2 separate regions of the Mus musculus genome follow, and region 2 is linked to region 1. Evidence: chromatin loops called from intact Hi-C (ENCODE). Cell type or tissue: heart. All regions are shown on one strand. Each heading gives the region's core, and the rest is flanking DNA. Links, peaks and the distances in the headings are about the cores only.

Region 1 (8,450 bases), core at 451-8,450:
CATTGGCACAGACAGAGAAGATAATCTGTTGACGGGGAACAGCCTAGGAAAAAGTCGACAGGCAAGGCTGGATGATGGGAGCGTCCCAGGGCACAGAGGAGCGAGAAGGACTGACAATGAGGGCACTTGACTGCCTCTTGGGGTTCGTAGTTGAACTGAACTGGGGCACTGCAGAAGGCTGGGAGGGACATCAGGGGACATCAGTCTTTCGGTCAGTAGGTGTGATCAGGGTGGGAGACGTCAGTCCTTTGGTCAGTTGATGTGATCAGGGGTGGCCTGCTCTCGCCAGCAGTTTTCAGGTCCTAAGGGAGCCCCAGCTCTGAGTCTTCACCGTGAGTTAGGCTCCCATGCTATGGATTTGGGAGATGTCTGTGTCCATTTATCTCTCGTGGTCCTAGGAACTCTCTTGGACTCTTCTATGTCAGGTCTATCCAATGGGGTCCTTGTCCGTCACTCTTTACCCCCAACAATTCCCACAGTCATGTTCCCCTGACATTAGGTCCCTTGTGCCTCTGTGTCTCTGCCATCTTTGAGTAAACCCCACAAGTCCTCAGCATAAGGAGGTGGCCATCAGTGACCGCTGACGGTGAGCCTCAGTTTCCCCTTGTGAATAGCGGGTGGATGGTTTGCTCGGTCCCTCAGGGCAACTCCTGGGAGGAAGGTAGACACCCTGACATTGTCCCGAAGCAGCAGGGAATAGCTTCACCCTTGCCACTGCAGGCAGAGGTCAGCCAGATGCCCTGTGGGCTGGTGTGTGGGTAGAAACCAGGCTGGGCTCCTTGTTCCCTGTAGTGCCTCCCCCTGGGGTCACCAGGCCAGCCAGTGCCCGTGGGGGCTGACAGGGAGGTGGCCTGTGTTTGTACACGTTGTCCCGGAATGTGACCAAGCAGGCTCCCCCCACCTCCAGGGCCTGAGGAAGGGCCTGAGCACCTGGAGGTAGCCAGGAGGGAGGCAGTCAGGAGGGAGGCCACTGCCTTCCTGGGCAGGTGACACTGCCCTGGGGTGCAGCAAAGGGGGGTGGGACCTATGGTGGGATCTTCTTTAAATCTGCCCCAATCAATGAGCTGGGCTCAAGTTCAAACTGAGGTCTCTCTTGGGGTTGGGGTTCATCCTGAGGCGGAGCTGGGTCAGAGGTCAGGGCTGCAGAGAGCAATTAGAGCACACACAGCTTTTCTTTCAGAGGATGTGAGTTCAAGTCCCAGTGCCCACATACTGACTCACCGCCATCTATATAACTTCAGTTCCAGGGCATCTGATGTTCTGATGTCTTCTTTAGCTTCTGAGGACTCTTACAAGCACTTGTGTACATACAAACACACACACACACACACACACACACACACACACACACACACACAAATAAGCCTGTGAGAGAGAGAGAGAGAGAGAATGGATGCCAGGTGGTGGTGGCATATGCCTTTAGTCTCAGCACCTCTGGAGGCAGAGGCAGGCAAATCTCTGAGTTTGAGGCCAGCCTGGTCTATAGAGTAAGTCCTAGAACAGCCAAGGCTACACAGAGAAACCCTGTCTTGGGGAAAGAAAGAAAGAAAGAAAGAAAGAAAGAAAGAAAGAAAGAAAGAAAGAAGAAGAAGAGGAGGAGGAAGAGGAAGAGGAGGAGGAGGAGAAGAAGAAGAGGAAGAAGAAGAGGAAGAGGAAGAGGAAGAAGAAGAAGAAGAAGAAGAAGAAGAAGAAGAAGAAGAAGAAGAAGAAGAAGAAGAAGAAGAAGAAGAAGAATGGGACTCAGGGCTGGGACTCAGTGCACAGAGCTAGGACGCCCAAAGCTCTGGGTCCCATTCCCAGCACCACATATGTCACTCGTGGGAGTGCATAACATCTGTTATCTTAGCTTCCTGAAAGTGAGGTGGGAAGTTCAGAAGTTCCAAGTCATTCTTCGCTACTTAGTGAATTCAACGCCAGTCTGTGCTACATGAGATTCTTTATAAAACAAAAGGAAAAAAAAGGAGAGAAAACCCAAAAAACTCTGAGATTTGACTTGGTGCAAGGCTTGTCCTATGTTGGGGATCGGCTTTAATAATGGCTACTCCGCGTGTTCATCCACCTTTCTCCCAGCCCTCTTAGCCAAGGACACAAATCCCAAGCTCGAAATCCCTGCTCCCCATTTCCTCTTCGTCCAGAGCCTCAAGGCAACCAACTCACACAGGGTCTCCTGCTCCCACCTAGCACTGAAGGCAGCTCCGACTACCCCACGATGAGCTTTCAGCCATTTGTTAAATCCACTTCGTTCCTCACCTGCTCTTGGCTCACGAGACCCCCCCATCCCACCCCCACCGCGGGACAAGTCCAAGGTGGAAAAGCCCAATGCCAAACCATCTTTCACCGCCTACACTAAGAGATGGGGCTGAAATCCTCAGAACGAACTGCTGGAGTTTGCCGGGACCTAAGACCTTTGTACTTCACTATGTCTGTTGCTCAACACCTACTTCTGGTGATGGAGCCCAGGTCCAAGCCCATAAAAGTCCTCAACCCCTCACTAGGGATTCTAGGCGGGGCTCCACCTCTGACCACGCCTCCAGCCCCCTCACTGGGGGATTCTAGGTGAGGCTCCGCCTCTGACCACGCCCCCAGCCCCCTCACTGGGGGATTCTAGGCAGGGTGCCACGCATGAGGTATCTCCCTGCCTTCCTTTTAGCTTTTCTGACAGTAAGTTTTCCAGGGCGCCCTGAACTTGCAATCCTTCTACCTCAGTTTCCCCAGTAGTGGCAATGATGGACGTGTGGAGGCCCAGCTTTCCATCCTTCTATGTCTGCCCGCCTTTCTGTGGGAATTCATCCTTGGTCCTGTTGCTTTATACTCCTGCAAAAGTGGCTATAGGTTCCAGGTTGTGAGCACAATCCCAATGGCTGAGAGACAGGTTCTGTGGCCGGTGGACGGGTTCCCCCAGCACCCACAGCAGAACAAAAGGCACAGTCAGGAGGGCGGGGGTGGGCAGGCCGTGGGCCGCTCCAAAGGGGCCCTGGCTCCAGCCCCTGGCAGCTTGTCCTCATGCCAGGGCACACCCAAGCCTCAGGGCTGGGCAGAGGTGACAGCAGAGAGAGGACTCCCCACTGTTGGCTGTTCCACCCGGTGACTCAGCCCCAAGATGGGCCTCCTGGGGGAAAACAATGGTGGTTTGTGAGTGCCTAGAGAGCCTCCCTGCAGGTGTGTGGCTCCGGTGTGGGAGTGAGGTGAATGGGGGAGCCCTCAGAACCTCAGTCTCTTTCTCTGTACAATGGACTCACTTTTTGGAAAATACCTGACAGCTCCTGGTTGGAAAGAGTACATTCAGGACAGATGAAGGAGGGGGCTCTCTGGTGAGCCTTCTCGCTTTGGATGACAAGCCTAGAGGTGCTGCAACCACCAGGTTGCCACCAAACGTTGCCCAGTGAACTACATGCTGCATCCCCACATGGTGGGCAAACACTCAACTCTATGGGTCCAGGGTTGGGCCACAGGAAAGACCTAGGTTTCAAGGACAGAGATTCAATCCGGATACCCAAGTCCTTCAACAGGATCATAGAAGGACTGACCAGGCAGAGACTTGTGGAGTGACACCCGTGTGCCCATGACTGCGCCCTCTCATTTTCCTTATAGGTAAACTGAGTCTCAGATTGTACCAAGAACCTGCCCAAAGGCTCTGAGATATGGGGGAAGCAAAAAGGACCGGAAGTAGGGACCAGTTCCAAGGATAAAGGACTGGAGCGGTAGCTGGGGTGGTAGATCGCTTAGTTAGGATATATGAAGCACTACATTTCTTCCCACCACCACATAACCAGGTGTGGTAGCTACCATCTTAGTACTAGCTGGGAGGTAGGGGATACCAACAGGAGTTCAGGGTCAACCTTGGCTACATAGGAAGTTGGAGGCCAGCCTGGGCTACATGAGACCTTTTCTCAATTCTCTACCCCTGCCAACTCCAAAAAGTCAGAACCTAGAGGTGCGATTCACACCAGGCCCTTCCTGTGTGATGCTGGGGGCATGTCCTTGATCTCTGACTGAAGGTGAGGGAGAGGGAGCAGGCAGCTACACTAGGGATCCTCTTTGCTGCCTGACCTGGACACCCACTGTGCCATGCACCTTTCTGCTGTGTTCATTGGGCTGTGAGCCCCAGTGAGCTGTGAAGACTGAGCAGAAGCTAGGCGCGAGGGACATATTGTCTCTACAACCCTCAGGGAGAGGCAGGGTCTCACTGGACAGCCTTAGCTGGCTGGCTTGCAACTTGCTTTATATAACCGGCTAGCCTCAAACTCAAACAAAGAGCTCCTCCTGCCTCCCAAGAGCTGGGATTAAAGGCATGGGCCACCACACCTGGCCTCATTATGTGTTTTTCTTTTTTAAATTTATTTTATCATATATTATATCCCAATCTCAGTTTACCCTCTCTCCTCTCAGTACCCCTCCCGCCCTCGTTGTTTCGTTGTTCTTTCTTTCTTTCTTTCTTTCTTTCTTTCTTTCTTTCTTTCTTTCTTTCTTTCGAGACAGTGATTCTTGGATAGCCTTGGCTATCCTGGAACTCACTCTGTAGACCAGGATGGCCTTGAACTCACAGAGATCTGCTTGCCTCTGTCTCCCCAGTGCTGGGATTAAAGTGCCGCCACCTCCTGGCATTTTTTATTATATGCACCACGAAACACCTATTTTCAAAAGACGGAAAAGTTGACCAATGTGGAGGTCCTTCAGCAAGAGAGAGAATGATCCATCGTTTCCTAGCCTCTCATTAAGGATCTGATATCCCATCCCGACTTTGATATACCCGCTCGAACACATAACACCCAGAGCCCATCCTAGAAACTCAAATAGAACCCACTTGACGTGGCGGCGCCGGCGGGCATAAGAACCCGAAAATAAAATCTCAAACCCCGCCCTTCCACCGCCTTCCCGTTGAGTTTCTCGCGGCCTCTTGCTCTGAGAATCCCGCCTCTGCTGTAGGGCGGGAACGCAGATGATACTTCGCAATAAATGGTTTGAGTTCTGCCAATCTAACCTCTCCACCTTCCCATTGGTTATTTGTAGCGGTCCTTATCTTTCAATCTAATGGTCCTTCCCGCTTGCGTCAAGGACGCTTCGCTCAGTGCGTGTATACCGCCGCGTAGGAAGATAGTTCCTAAGTCTTTCCCTCGGTTTGATAGAGACTATCTCTGCCGGAAGTACTTTAGTATTAGATACGGGTTGATTCTTGGTGTCATGGTAATCTTTGTGGGTGTTCTGGCAGTGACTGTTGTGAGGTGGTGTATGTTACTATCGCCTCAAGAGGTAGTGGAGGGATCTGTGTATCCGGTCGGGGCGCGGCTGCAGCGACTTAGGGGAGGTGGCTTTTGGCGACAGTGGGCGTGGTCACTTGGGGGCGTGGCTTCCGCGGGCGGCGCGGGGCGGGGTGGGGGGGCGGAACATGTCTCCCGCCGCAGGAAGATGAGGCAGCGCCGGCGGCTGCGGGCGTAGCGGGCCACCGCGGGCCACCGCCGCGCGCCGCCGCCTCTGCTACAGTCCCTTCCCGCGGGGCCTGCTCTGAGAGAAGCTCGAGAGAGACCAGGCGACGCGAACGCGAGTGGGGAGGAGGAAGGACGCGCGACCCCGAGCCCTGCGCGCTCCCGCCGCCCACGCGCGACCCTCGGGGACGCGCCCGCCACCCTTTTGTCCCCGGGGTCCCCGAGGGCGGTGGGCAGCAGGGAGCCCCGGTGCACCCGGTGCATGCCCCCGCCCAGCAGGTGAGCGCACGCGGAGGGGCCCCGGACGCGCGCGTGGGGCTCACGGGGACGCGCGCACGGTGGGGACCCCCCCCCTCTGCTTAGTGCATGAGAAAAAAAAAGTTGCCTCTGGGTCTCTCTCGGGTCCGCGGGGAGGCTAGGGCTGGGGTGAGCCCCCGGGGGAGTGTGCACGCGTCCCCCTTGCACAGGGCCCCGGGCCCGGCGGCGCATTGTTCTCTGTCTTCAACTTTGCGCGCCTGGAGAGGGGGGCGACGTGGAGGGGACGCGCGCACTTGAGAGCAAACTTTGCCCAGGCCTCTTTTGTGACGGTTCTCTGTGGACGGTCACCCAACTTCATCAGATAGGAATTCTCCAACTCGTGGGGATCTTAGGGGAGGTGTTCCCTTTCCATCTGCCCTTAGAGAGGGGGTCCTCCTGATCGGAGCTGGAGTTTGGAGGGAAGAGAGAGGGCCACCTCCTCATTCCATTAGCTAGTGGTTCCACAACTCGTGGTTATCTTAGGGGAGGTGTCCCCTTATCACCCACCTTCACCTCTTCACTTGAGGTGTCCCCTTGATCCTAGTGGAGTTTGGAAGGCTGAGGATTATATCGCACTCCACAATTTAGAGTTCCTAATTCTTGGGGATTTTGTGGGAGGTGTCCCTTTCCAACCCACCCCCACCCAGGGAAGTCTCCAAATCTCCATCCAAACTGGAATTTGGAAGGAAGAGTGAACCCAATATCTTCACCTCGTTAACTTGGGGTTCCCCAACTCCTGGAGATCTTGGAAGACCCCCCCTGCCACTTAAGGATGCCCCCCCCCCGATTTAAACTGGAGTTTGGAGGAAAGAGAGCAAGTCCTTTTGTCTGCTACAAGAAAGGGATCTCTGGGTACAGAGAAGGAGGGGAGACACAGGGACCCCGAGATGGGAACATCTGCTCTGTGTTAATGTGGGGCGCGGCACAGCTCAGGGTTTGGGACACGATGGTGGCCTCTGCGAGCCTCAGAACTTCCAACCTTCCTCCTCCCGCAGTGGCTGCTGGAATGGGGGAGGGAGGAGAAGGGGGGGGTCATCCCCAATTCTGCTTCCCTACCCCCAATCCAAGATGACCCAGGTTGTCCCATTCCTCCCCTCCCAAGAGTGTTTGTGGCACCCGCCCCCACTGGAGCAGTGTTTCACCTCTCCTGGGGTTACCCAGAAAAATCGGTTTCAAATACCCCACAAAAAAAGTGTGGTTTCGTACAACTTAGAAGAAGAAGAAAAGAGTCAGTTTCACACATCCTCCAAAAAGGATGAAAAAAAAAAAAGACAAAAAGCAGTGGGGGCGGGGTGCCCGAGGTGCCTGTTTCACACCCTGTGTGAGTTGACAAACAAAAGAGTTGGGGTTCCTGAGCTTCTGGACGTGGGTCTTCCCTCAACCCCAGAATCGCCTTCCCCAGCCTGTGGCTTCCGGATCCCTGCTGCCCTAGCTCCTTTCTGGGGAACACTGGAAAAAAAAGTTAATGGTTTAACTGCGTGCTGGCCCCTCAGTCTTTCCTGGGGTGGGTGGATTGGGCCTGGCAGGTGGAACCCCTCCCCCACTGGTGGAGCAGAGCCCCTGGGACCTGAGGGGAATCCCAGGTCTTGGGGACCTCCCCCCCCCCCCCCGGTGATGTTGGTAAAAGGATGTTTTTAAACTTGACTGGGAATAATTCCCGGATATATCCTGACAATAAGAGGCCCACTTGGTTTGAGTGTTTTGTTTTGTTTTAATTTTGTTTTGTTTTTTAGCTTTCTTGAATGAGGTTGGGTTTTGGGGGTGAGAGGGAGAAGTTGTGGGTCCCAGGGATAACACCTCTTCCACCCACTAGAGCCTTGAGGTTCACAGTTTGTTTTGCTTTGGATTTGGGGTGACCAGGGTCTTGGGTATTCTGTGACAGCTGCTGCATGGGAAGGTTCCACCAAGTTTATTTGGAGGAGGCAGAGCCTGGGCCACCCCTTTCTTCCTGGACAGGGCCCATAGACAGTCCCCCCCCCACCCCTTTAAAATGCAATTTGACACTCTGGTGGGCCTCTGGGAATTGGGAGATTTCATATGTGTACCCCTTCTCTCCATTGTTCAAGCTACTCATTTGCTCATGAGAAGGATCTACAGAGGATCCCCCCAGAACCCAGGCTCCTGCCTCTTCCTTCAGGACCCCCATTGACCCCAGGGCCTCACTTCTAATGCCCACTTGTCCACGCTCTCAGTCCCTCTGTTTCTCCCCTTCTGTCCCCTGGTGTCACCACAGGGCTGTCTCTAGATCTGGGGGACGCACCCCAGTTCCAACACCTGCTGTCCTGGGTGGATGATGAACCAGTCTCAGAGAATGGCACCCGTGGGCTCTGACAAGGAACTGAGTGACCTCCTGGACTTCAGCATGGTGAGCTAGCGCCCCCCCCCCCCCCCCGCCCCTCAGTGCCTACCCACCCCACCACTCCTGGCCTGGAAGGTAGGGTTGAAGTGGGAGTGTCTGCCAGTAGGAGTGGAGCCCCCAGCTTGCAAGAGTGGGGGAAATCTCAGAGGAAATGGAGCCCCCTACCGTAGGCCTGGTGACATCCACCAAAGAAGTGCTCCCACCTGGCACCTCACCAGTGAGGAGAAGAACGGAGCCCAGAGAGAGGGAAGGGCTGTTCAGAGCTGTGGTTGTTCCCCAGTGTTCACTGCAGAAGTGCCTGTGGGGGCTGGTGGCCTTGAGTTAGAAAAGTGACCATCGAAGTTACAGGCTGTGAGAATGAAGTCCCAAGC
Region 2 (8,450 bases), core at 334-8,333, 270 kb before region 1:
GGATAGTCAAGGTGACATAGAGACCTAGCTTGAAAGGGAAAAAAAAAATGTCTGTACCTTGTGCCAGGAGAATGCTCTGGGTTCCCTGGAACTACAGCTCCAGGTAGTTGTGAGCCACCCTATATTGGAAAACCTGGGGTCCTCTGCAAGAGTCTTAACCACAGAGCTACCTTTCCACTCCGCAGCATTCTAACTGCTCCTGTGGCTGTGAGGGGGGAGAGCAGGAACTTGAGTTGAAAAAGGCCCTTGCTCCATCTCGGCAGCTCACTGCCACTTCGTTGATGGGGAAAAAGGAAGACTCCTTTTCAAATAAACTCAACTGCAACTGAAGTCCCCAAATGCTGCTGTGCCCAAGGCCTCATCCAGTGCCCCATCTGAGACCATGCAGCACTCTCTCACTGCTTCAAGCATCCTGCCAGCCCTAGCCAGGACCCACAGAGGTAGTCTTCAGCAGCAGCGGTAGCTACAGTGTACCCATTGCTGTGGTTGATGACTGGCCACAGAGTGCAGCTGGAGTTCCCAACACAACACCTAGTGTCCCTATTCATCCTGTTCAGACTGCTCTTCCAGTCCATTGGAGGAAGGAGGGACTCTAGATGCTGCCATGTGTAGTCCTTGTTAAAAACAAAACTAACTTGCTGCCTGTCCCATGAGCAAGAACTGTAGGAATGTGCCTGGAAATGCTTCTGCCTGGGGCCAGGGGACATGGTGACAAGGAAACCAAGGTGACAAGGACACCAAAACAAAAAGGAACCCCTGGGTCTCCTGCATCAACTTCTCCCAGCCAGCCTATCTCTGCTGCTAGGTGCTCTCTGCAGTGTGGTCCAGCTGTGTCTCTGACCTGGATCACACACTAACCTGCTCCACTTTTACAAAGCCCACTGTATCATCCATCCTGAGGCTGAGAGAATTCAAGGTCAGTCTACAGACAGGTGCAGTGCAGGAAGACCCAGCTAGCACGCCTGTAGAGGCAGGACCGTCAGGAGGCCAAGTCATCTGCTCCATGGCATGCTCCAGGCCATACTGGAGTACTTGGCATCCCACCTCAGCAAGAGCTGAAGCATCCCTTCTGCAACCCTGCCCATAGTTACCCAGGGTCCTTGGACCCCGAGGGAGATGTTGCAGGTACCAGCCAGGTTTTTTGGTCCCTCCCTCTGTGGATAGGAGCGTAGGACCCCTCCACACCTGTACATCATGTTCAGGTGAAATGCATGCCACCAGCTACATTAACGACCTAGCCAGATCTGGCAGTTAAAGAATTGTTCCTCATGAGAAATGTCAGGGCATTTTAATCAAAATATCTCAGAGGGCCCTGCCCTGGGGGGTTCCCCACTATCTTACACAAACCCATCTCCCTGCCCTCCCCTGTCCCGGCCCAGCCTGGGATCCATGGGAGTGGGAGGGGTAACTTGAGGCAGGCAGCAGCTAGCTTCTCCAGAGGCAACAGTGCAGTTGAGTCCTGGCCTCTGCCGAGGCTGGGGGCTGGCAGCCACTGTCAGTGCTGGGTCAGACACTCAGAGACTTTTTCCAAGGTCAGGTTGACCAGATGCTGAGGTTCCAGACACTTTATGTTTTGTGACAGGCTTTGGGGGATGAGGAGGAGGTGCTCTAAGCCCATTGTCTGCACATGCCCTCCTGCCTCCCTTCCTAGGCTGCCTCCCATAGCCCATTAATATAGTCCAAGCTAGCCCCTAAGATTCTCCTGCCTCAGGCTCCTGGAAGGCTGGGATTATAGGAATGCATTGCTACACCTAGTCCCTGCCTGTTCTTAAATCCTAAAGTGTGCCAGTGGGATAGGGACCCTCCCTAGCACCCACAATGACAGGCCTCGATAGGGCATGAGAGGTCTGTGGCAAAGAGGCCACTTGACTTTGGAATTCTGTTTTCCACAGGTCACCTGCTTCTTTGTAGCCTTATTCCCCAGCTCACTCACAAGGCTGGGGTGGTTCTGCACATCCAAGTTGAGGCCGCAGGGAAGAAACACAGCATGGTTCAGGCAGTGCGTTGACCACACAGGCAGGTGTGACTACAGATGGCCAGTGTGCCCTCAGGCACACAGCCCTGCCCAGCATCCCCTCCCGCTCTTACCCACCCTGCCCAGCATCCCCTCCCACTCTTACCCACACACCTCCTCACTCCATCCCTCTCCCCACTCCCCATACCCCGCTCCTCACCTCACTCCTCCCTCTCAAGTGGAAGGCCTGGTCTTACCTCATCTTTTCATCCTGTCTGAAATAGAATGGGGCTCCAGTTAGACCCTCCAGGTCTGCCACCACACCAATTCAGGGAAGAATAGGTTTCATGAAGACCCTTCAGCCAGGATGGCTTGCCCCCTTCCTCCAGCTGAACTTGGAGACCTTTGAAGGGTGTGGGCAAGGTCCTCCTGAGCCTTGGCAAGCTTCAACCCCTCATCATAAGGCACACACAACCTTGGATTCCAGCAGGAACTTACTTGTGCCAGGTGTTTCTACAATGACAGTAGGTTTGGAGTCAGGGGACCAAGTGGCCTCCCTTGGTGTCTCCCTCTCCATGTCCTGGTACCCAATAAGCCCCAGCTCACATGTATTTCAGAAGGCCCTGTACAGCTGACTCCCACTGTGCCGATGACCTGGGGTGGGGGGGGGGAACACAAGACTTGGTGGTGGGGTATCCCCAAGGCCCTGGTCCCCTTCCTTGCCTAGGACCCCAGGGGCAGTGGGATTGCTGCATGAGCCATACTTGCAGTAGTAGCCAAAGCAAATGACGTGGGAGTCCGTGCAGTTGCTGCAGGAGATGGTCTCGTACTGGTAGATACCTGCAATATATGAGAAGCAGCCCCAGACTCCCCTGGGCCCTCCCCAGCCTGGGCCACTGCCACTGTGGCCCTTAGCCTGGACCATGGTTCACTTACCACAGTGACGCTGACAGTCAATGCGGCCTGGGGAGGGGAGGACATAACAGGATAGTGCTTTCTGACAAGGCCCAGAGCTCAACACCTCAGCCCCACTTGTTTTTGTAGCCCAGGATACCCTAGCACAGAGAAGGTAGCCTAGGCTGCCTTGTGATTTGTGGCAATCTTCTTGCCTCGTTCCCTCATTTCTGAGTGCTGGGATTACACGCTTGTGCTACATGAGTTTCATGGATGTAGGAAGGGGTCAGTTGCAGTGAAAGATGGGGATAACCTAAGGGAAGGATGGTTCCATTGTTCCTAGGTGCCACCAGGAGACTAGTTTGACAGAAATAAGGGGGTGATGGGCATGCTAGCAAACATTTATGCAAAAGGGCCTCCTGCAGAGTCACTCCTCCCTGAGCCCTGTTTCCAGTGCCCCTAGCCCTGAAGTGCCAGCGGCCATGATCATCTTCCCCTCTGTGGAGCCCACTGCTCACTCTCTATGATGGCGTTCTGGATGAGGCGCACTTGCTCCCGGAAGATGGCCCGCAGCTCATTGGGGAAATACCCTGATGTGAGAGTCACAGCAGAACGGTCAAGTTCAGGTGCGTAGCAGCTCGCACCGGCCCCACCTGTTTCTCTTTTTACCTGGGAAGTACATCTTCCCCTGGTACAGCTGGTCCATCCTCTGGTACACGGCTTCTGCTACTTGATATAGCTTCTTCCGGGCTAAGGGCAGGAGGAAAAAGCAAGCAAATGAGTGGCCCTGCCCGGTTCCCTGCTGCTCTTCTGACCCTGGAATGGGTTCCGCCGCTCACTGATCTCAGCAGGAATGGCCAGATGGAGCTCCTTCATCGTGTTCTGGATCCAATCGGAGAGCAGCATCCCCGACACAGGAATGTCACCCACCCACCACGACTTGAGGTTCACGTGGTGACGATAGAAGGAGAACTTCTCCGCGAAATTGGGGTCGCACTGCAGGCAGCCCCGGGCCAGCGCCGCTGTCATGCCCAGAAACAACAGCAGGGCCATGGCCTGGCCCAGCCTGCCTTGCCCAAACATCGGCGCCGCCAGCGCCGCACCCTCCAGCCGCGCACCAACCAACGGTGCCTCCCGCGCCACGCCCTGCCACGCCGCACCAACCAACAGCTCGCGCTGTGGACCCTGGCCGCGCCATCCCCTGCCCGGGCCTGATCATGCTTCCAACTCTGGTCCCGCCCCGCTTAGACATGTCCCGCCCACCGGGCCTGATGGCGCAAGCCTTTAATCCCAGCACTTGGGAGGCAGAGGCAGGCGAATTTCTGAGTTCGAGGCCAACCTGGTCTACAAAGTGAGTTCCAGGACAGCCAGGACTACACAGAGAAACCCTGTCTCGAAAAAAAAAAAAAAGACAGCGCCTGCCCACGGATGGCTCCGCCCCTACCTGGCCAGGCCCCGATTAGACTCCTGTCCCAGGCCTGGTTCCGCCTACAGGCCTGGTACCGCCCACGGATGGCTCCACCCCTTTCTAGCCTGTCACCACACCCACCCCACCGCCATCCGGACTTCTGTCCCAGGGCTGGCTCTACTGGATCTCCCCAGGAGAGTGTAACTGAATCTCTCCAGTTACAATTGGCAACTGGTAATGCCAGTCTGTCCCCAGGCTCCACCCCATCCACAGCGCCTTACGCATGCGCTTTGGGCTGGCGCCAGTTCCCGAGCCAGCGAGGGAGGGCTCGTCCCGCCCCTCATCCGCTCCACTACAGCCAATTAGCAGCGCCCGTCCTGGTCTCCAGGGGCGCGGAGTGCCGCCTGCCTTTCACACCGTGATCCTCCGAACTCGGGCGCCACACCTCCATCCGGGCTGCTTCCCTTTAAGGGAAGTAAATCCGGCTGGCGGGCGCGGCCTGGGCGGGGCGTGCGGCGTGTCCCTCCGCGGGCGTGTCCCTCTGCGGGCGCGGCCGGAGACTGGGCGAAGCGAGAGACGGTTCCGGACAGCCAGGTGGGTCCTCCGAGGGCCAAGGCGGGCGGCGGGCAGCGGGACTTCATCCCTCAGGGTGACAGTGTCCAGCGACCGGCCCAGAGTGGGCGCTGGGGACCTGGATCTGTCAAAAGGAGGGAGAAAGGAAGCGTCATGGATCAAAAGCGTGTTTAATATTTGAGGTCCTAGATAGCACAGGCTAGCCTCCAGCGGCTGGATAGGATCCTCCTTCCCATCTCCGCTGACTCATTTGTTTGAAATGATCACGTTTCTGTTAAACTTCATTGAAGGTCTGGGCTCTTGCTCTGGAGTGAAGCATTTGCCTTGTGTGTAGAAAGCCCTGGGTTCTATCCCTACTTCTGCCTCTTCAGCACTCCTCGGCCTCCCCTAAATAAGCCATTGAAAGGCTGGATGGAGAGACTCAAAAACAGATCACAGAAAGTTAACTTTGGCCGCAGTTTCTTTTTCTTTTTTCTTTTCTTTTCTTTTCTTTTCTTTAATTCTTTCCTTTTATATTTAGCCCAGGCTATCCTGGAACTCAGCGAGATCACCCTGCCTGTGCCTCCTGAACGCTGAGATTAAAGGTCTGCGCCAATAACTTTGCCTTTTCTCTTCCCTCCTGCCTCCACCCCTTCCCTAGGCTCCATAGAATAAAGTGCCTACAGTCAAGTAGAGGTTGGCATAGTGTTAAGGCAGGGCAATTATTATTCCAGAGCTCCACGTGTATCCTTGTAACTTTGGTTTCTGATTTGCTACCGTTATGCAGAGTTGGGAGCTCAGGAACTAGGGGTGGGAGTGTCAGGGGACAGTTAGGTAGGACTCTCAGGTCAGCCAGCTCTTCCTTCAGCATGGAGGAAGTGGTTACTAGCTCTGTAAGTGATGGGGCTTCAGAGAGGTGCTAGCTGGAGGCAGCAGGATGCAAAAGAGACCACAGACTTAACCATTGACAAAGGCAGAAGCAGATAACCTGAGAACTTCCGAAAACCAGGTTTTAACCGCCCCTGTCCTGGGCTTGTTTTTAGAACTCAGTGAACAGCAGAGGTGACAAGGCTAGAGAGTTCCACCCCTGGGGCTTCTTGATGTCTGTCCTTTCTCCATCTTGATCCATTCCAGTGCCATTTAAGTTCAAGGGCAGCCTGGGACACTTAGTGAAATCTCACCTCAAAAAGAGCAAAAGGGGGCTAGTGCTCTTCCTGAGGTCCTGAATTCAATTCCCAGCAACCACATGGTGGCTCACAACCATCTGTAATGGGATCTGATGCCCTCTTCTGGTGTGTATAAAGACAGCAACAGTGTACTCACATATATAAAATAAATCTTAAAAAAAAAGAGCAACAGGGCTGGGGGTGTAATCAGGGTGGAGCCCCGCCTAGAATTCCCCCAGTGAGGGCTCAGGAGCAGAACATTAACTTAGGGTGTGTATGAGCCTGGGTTCCTCCCCAGTATTGGAGGAGGGGGGTGATAAGCCCTACCCCAAAGTAGAATTAATTTCAATGTTAGGGCGGAGTGAACGTGATAGAAACATATGTTTGAATTGAAATTTATCTGTCTGGGATCAGAGATGTGGACTGAGCAGAGCCCCCCATCCCCGACCTTAGTGTCACCCTGAGACCAGGACGACACTGCAGGGCACTGTGTGAATGGCATGCCTCTTACCTAGGAGAAATGTAGTTTTTATTGTGTGTGTATGTGTGCCACTTGCCTACAGGAGCCTCTTCTGAGGGTGTCACGTGCGGTTGTGAGCTGCCATGTGAGTGCAGGGACCTGAATCCCAGACCTCTGCAAGAACAGCCGAGCACTCTTACGCACAGAGCTATGGCTCCAGCGGTGTACACATCCCAGCTGGCTTGTCACTCCCTCGGTAGCCCAGGACCGTGTCAAGTTCTCCTGATTCAGCCCCCCCAAGAACTAGAACTGCAGGAATGGATATATCCAGTTATAATGGCTTTACAATGGGGCAGAACACATCATAAATTAGCAAAAATATGAATATTGTTGTACATTTCATCTCTCTTTTTTTTTCTTTTATGAGGCTACCAGAAAATTTAAAACTGTATTTGGCGCTCATAGAGATCTAGAGGCTTCCAAGACATTTATCCCATCACTCAAAGGTGTGGTGACTTCCTGCTTTTAGGGATAGGGGTTGAGACAAGGGCTCTCTATGTGGTTCTATGTATATCCTGGAGCTGGAGCTTGCTGTGTGGATCAGGCTGGCCTCAAGCTTATAGAAATCTGTCTGCCTCTACCTCCCCAGTACTGGAATCAAAAGTGTGCACCACTGCCCAGCTATCGATGTTTGCATTACGACTACCACTACTGTTTTTTTTTTTTAAAGATTTTTATTTATTTCTTACATGTAAGTACACTGTAGCTGTCTTCAGACACACCAGAAGAGGGCATCAGACCCCATTACAGGTGGTTGTGAGCCACCATGTGGTTGCTGGGATTTGAACTCAGGACCTCTGGCAGAGCAGTCAGTGCTCTTACCCACTGAGCCATCTCTCCAGCCCCACTACTACTTACTACTACTATATTTGTTTAGCGTGCATGTGCAAGCTACAGCAGGCAACCTTACGGAGGTTGGTGGACTCCTTGACAGGAGCCAGCTCTTCCTTCCATGCTGTGGTCCCTTGGGGGTCCCCTGATGTTCCTTATGTTTTAATTCTTCCTATGTGCCTGTGGGGTGAGTGCTGAGACCGTGTCATGATGTATTTGTTTTTATTTTATGAGTTGCCTGCATGTATGTGTATGGCTGGTGCAGCGACCACCAGATCCCCAGAGGACTGCAGTTCCAGAGGCTTGTGACCCCAAACCCCAGGCCTTGCTGGAGCGCCCTATGCTCATGCGCTGCTCTCGCCACCCCCCAGCACTAGTTTTTTCTTAAGTGTGATGCAAGAGATTTTTCATTTTGGTTAGTGGTATTTGTCCTTTTGGGGGAGGGACCAAAGGGCCACCAAGGAAGCCGTCCCCAACTAGGCTGCTTCTGCTTCACTGTGCAGGCAAGGTGCAGGGCCCATTCTCCCACGTGCGTGCTGCAGCCAGTTCTCATGCAGAACTAGTTAGTGACCCTGTTCTCTCCCACCCACTGCTTCCCTTTCCACTTCAGGTGGCAAGGGGCGGCATCACCCACAGCCGCACTAGCTCATGGCAGTGGGGCCAGGGCCAGCTCTCCAGAGCTCATGACCCTCTGGGTCGCTTTCCTGACTGCCACTGGTGGTGAGGGGGGAGGTGGGGTATCACCTGTGTACCTGGGGTACCTCCCAGCAGATGGGTGGCAGGGTTGGCTCTCCTACACTCACACCCTTGGGGCTGGCTCACCCACACCCCTACCACCAGGGCCAGCTCCACTGGGCTAAGCTCAGGGCCCACTCTACCAAAGCTCTACCGAATACTGTCTCCGATGAGAGATGGGGCCAGGTATAGATGGCCCCTGGACATCCACGTGGTCCCCAGCAGCTCATCCCCACAGACTCTAGAGGGAATATGAGCCGTGGACATTGACACCGACCCCTGCCACTGTATAACTACAGATTCAGATGTGGCCCTTGGGCTAGGACCTCACTCTAGCCCCAGGTGGCAGAGCTGGCCCCTCACAGTGGCTCTTCACGGCTCTCCACCTCC

What was found. Hi-C counts contacts between places; a loop is a spot of excess contacts. Peaks named below come from ENCODE experiments on the same cell type or tissue, not always from the same donor. Only the 100,000 strongest peaks of a DNase experiment are listed, where the experiment ranks them.
Region 2: a loop joins it to region 1, with 3 times the contacts of the local background. A loop is called at or near these places in 7 of 42 quality-filtered maps.

The regions. Positions count from the first base shown.
Region 1 is chr10:80,430,572-80,439,021 of GRCm38, reverse strand. Tcf3 (transcription factor 3) reads left to right here and starts at 5,387. Exons shown (of 19, transcript NM_001164149.2): 1 at 5,387-5,702; 2 at 7,954-8,085. The coding sequence starts at 8,011. In heart, for the core only: a CTCF peak has its summit at 4,623 (motif pointing left); DNase peaks (open chromatin) are centred at 4,941, 5,271, 5,661, 7,201 and 3 weaker places; H3K4me3 peaks cover 4,027 bases; H3K27ac peaks cover 5,220 bases; H3K27me3 peaks cover 975 bases.
Region 2 is chr10:80,698,197-80,706,646 of GRCm38, reverse strand. It overlaps Mob3a (MOB kinase activator 3A), which reads left to right and starts at 4,827. Exons shown (of 4, transcript NM_172457.2): 1 at 4,827-4,850. It overlaps Izumo4 (IZUMO family member 4), which reads right to left and starts at 3,954. Exons shown (of 10, transcript NM_027829.3): 1 at 3,688-3,954; 2 at 3,518-3,598; 3 at 3,367-3,438; 4 at 2,891-2,917; 5 at 2,719-2,794; 6 at 2,561-2,608; 7 at 2,453-2,467; 8 at 2,212-2,229; 9 at 1,934-1,948; 10 at 1,265-1,583. The coding sequence starts at 3,931. The coding sequence ends at 1,496. In heart, for the core only: CTCF peaks have their summits at 3,886 and 4,668; DNase peaks (open chromatin) are centred at 1,382, 2,786, 4,026, 4,536 and 3 weaker places; H3K4me3 peaks cover 4,283 bases; H3K27ac peaks cover 4,903 bases.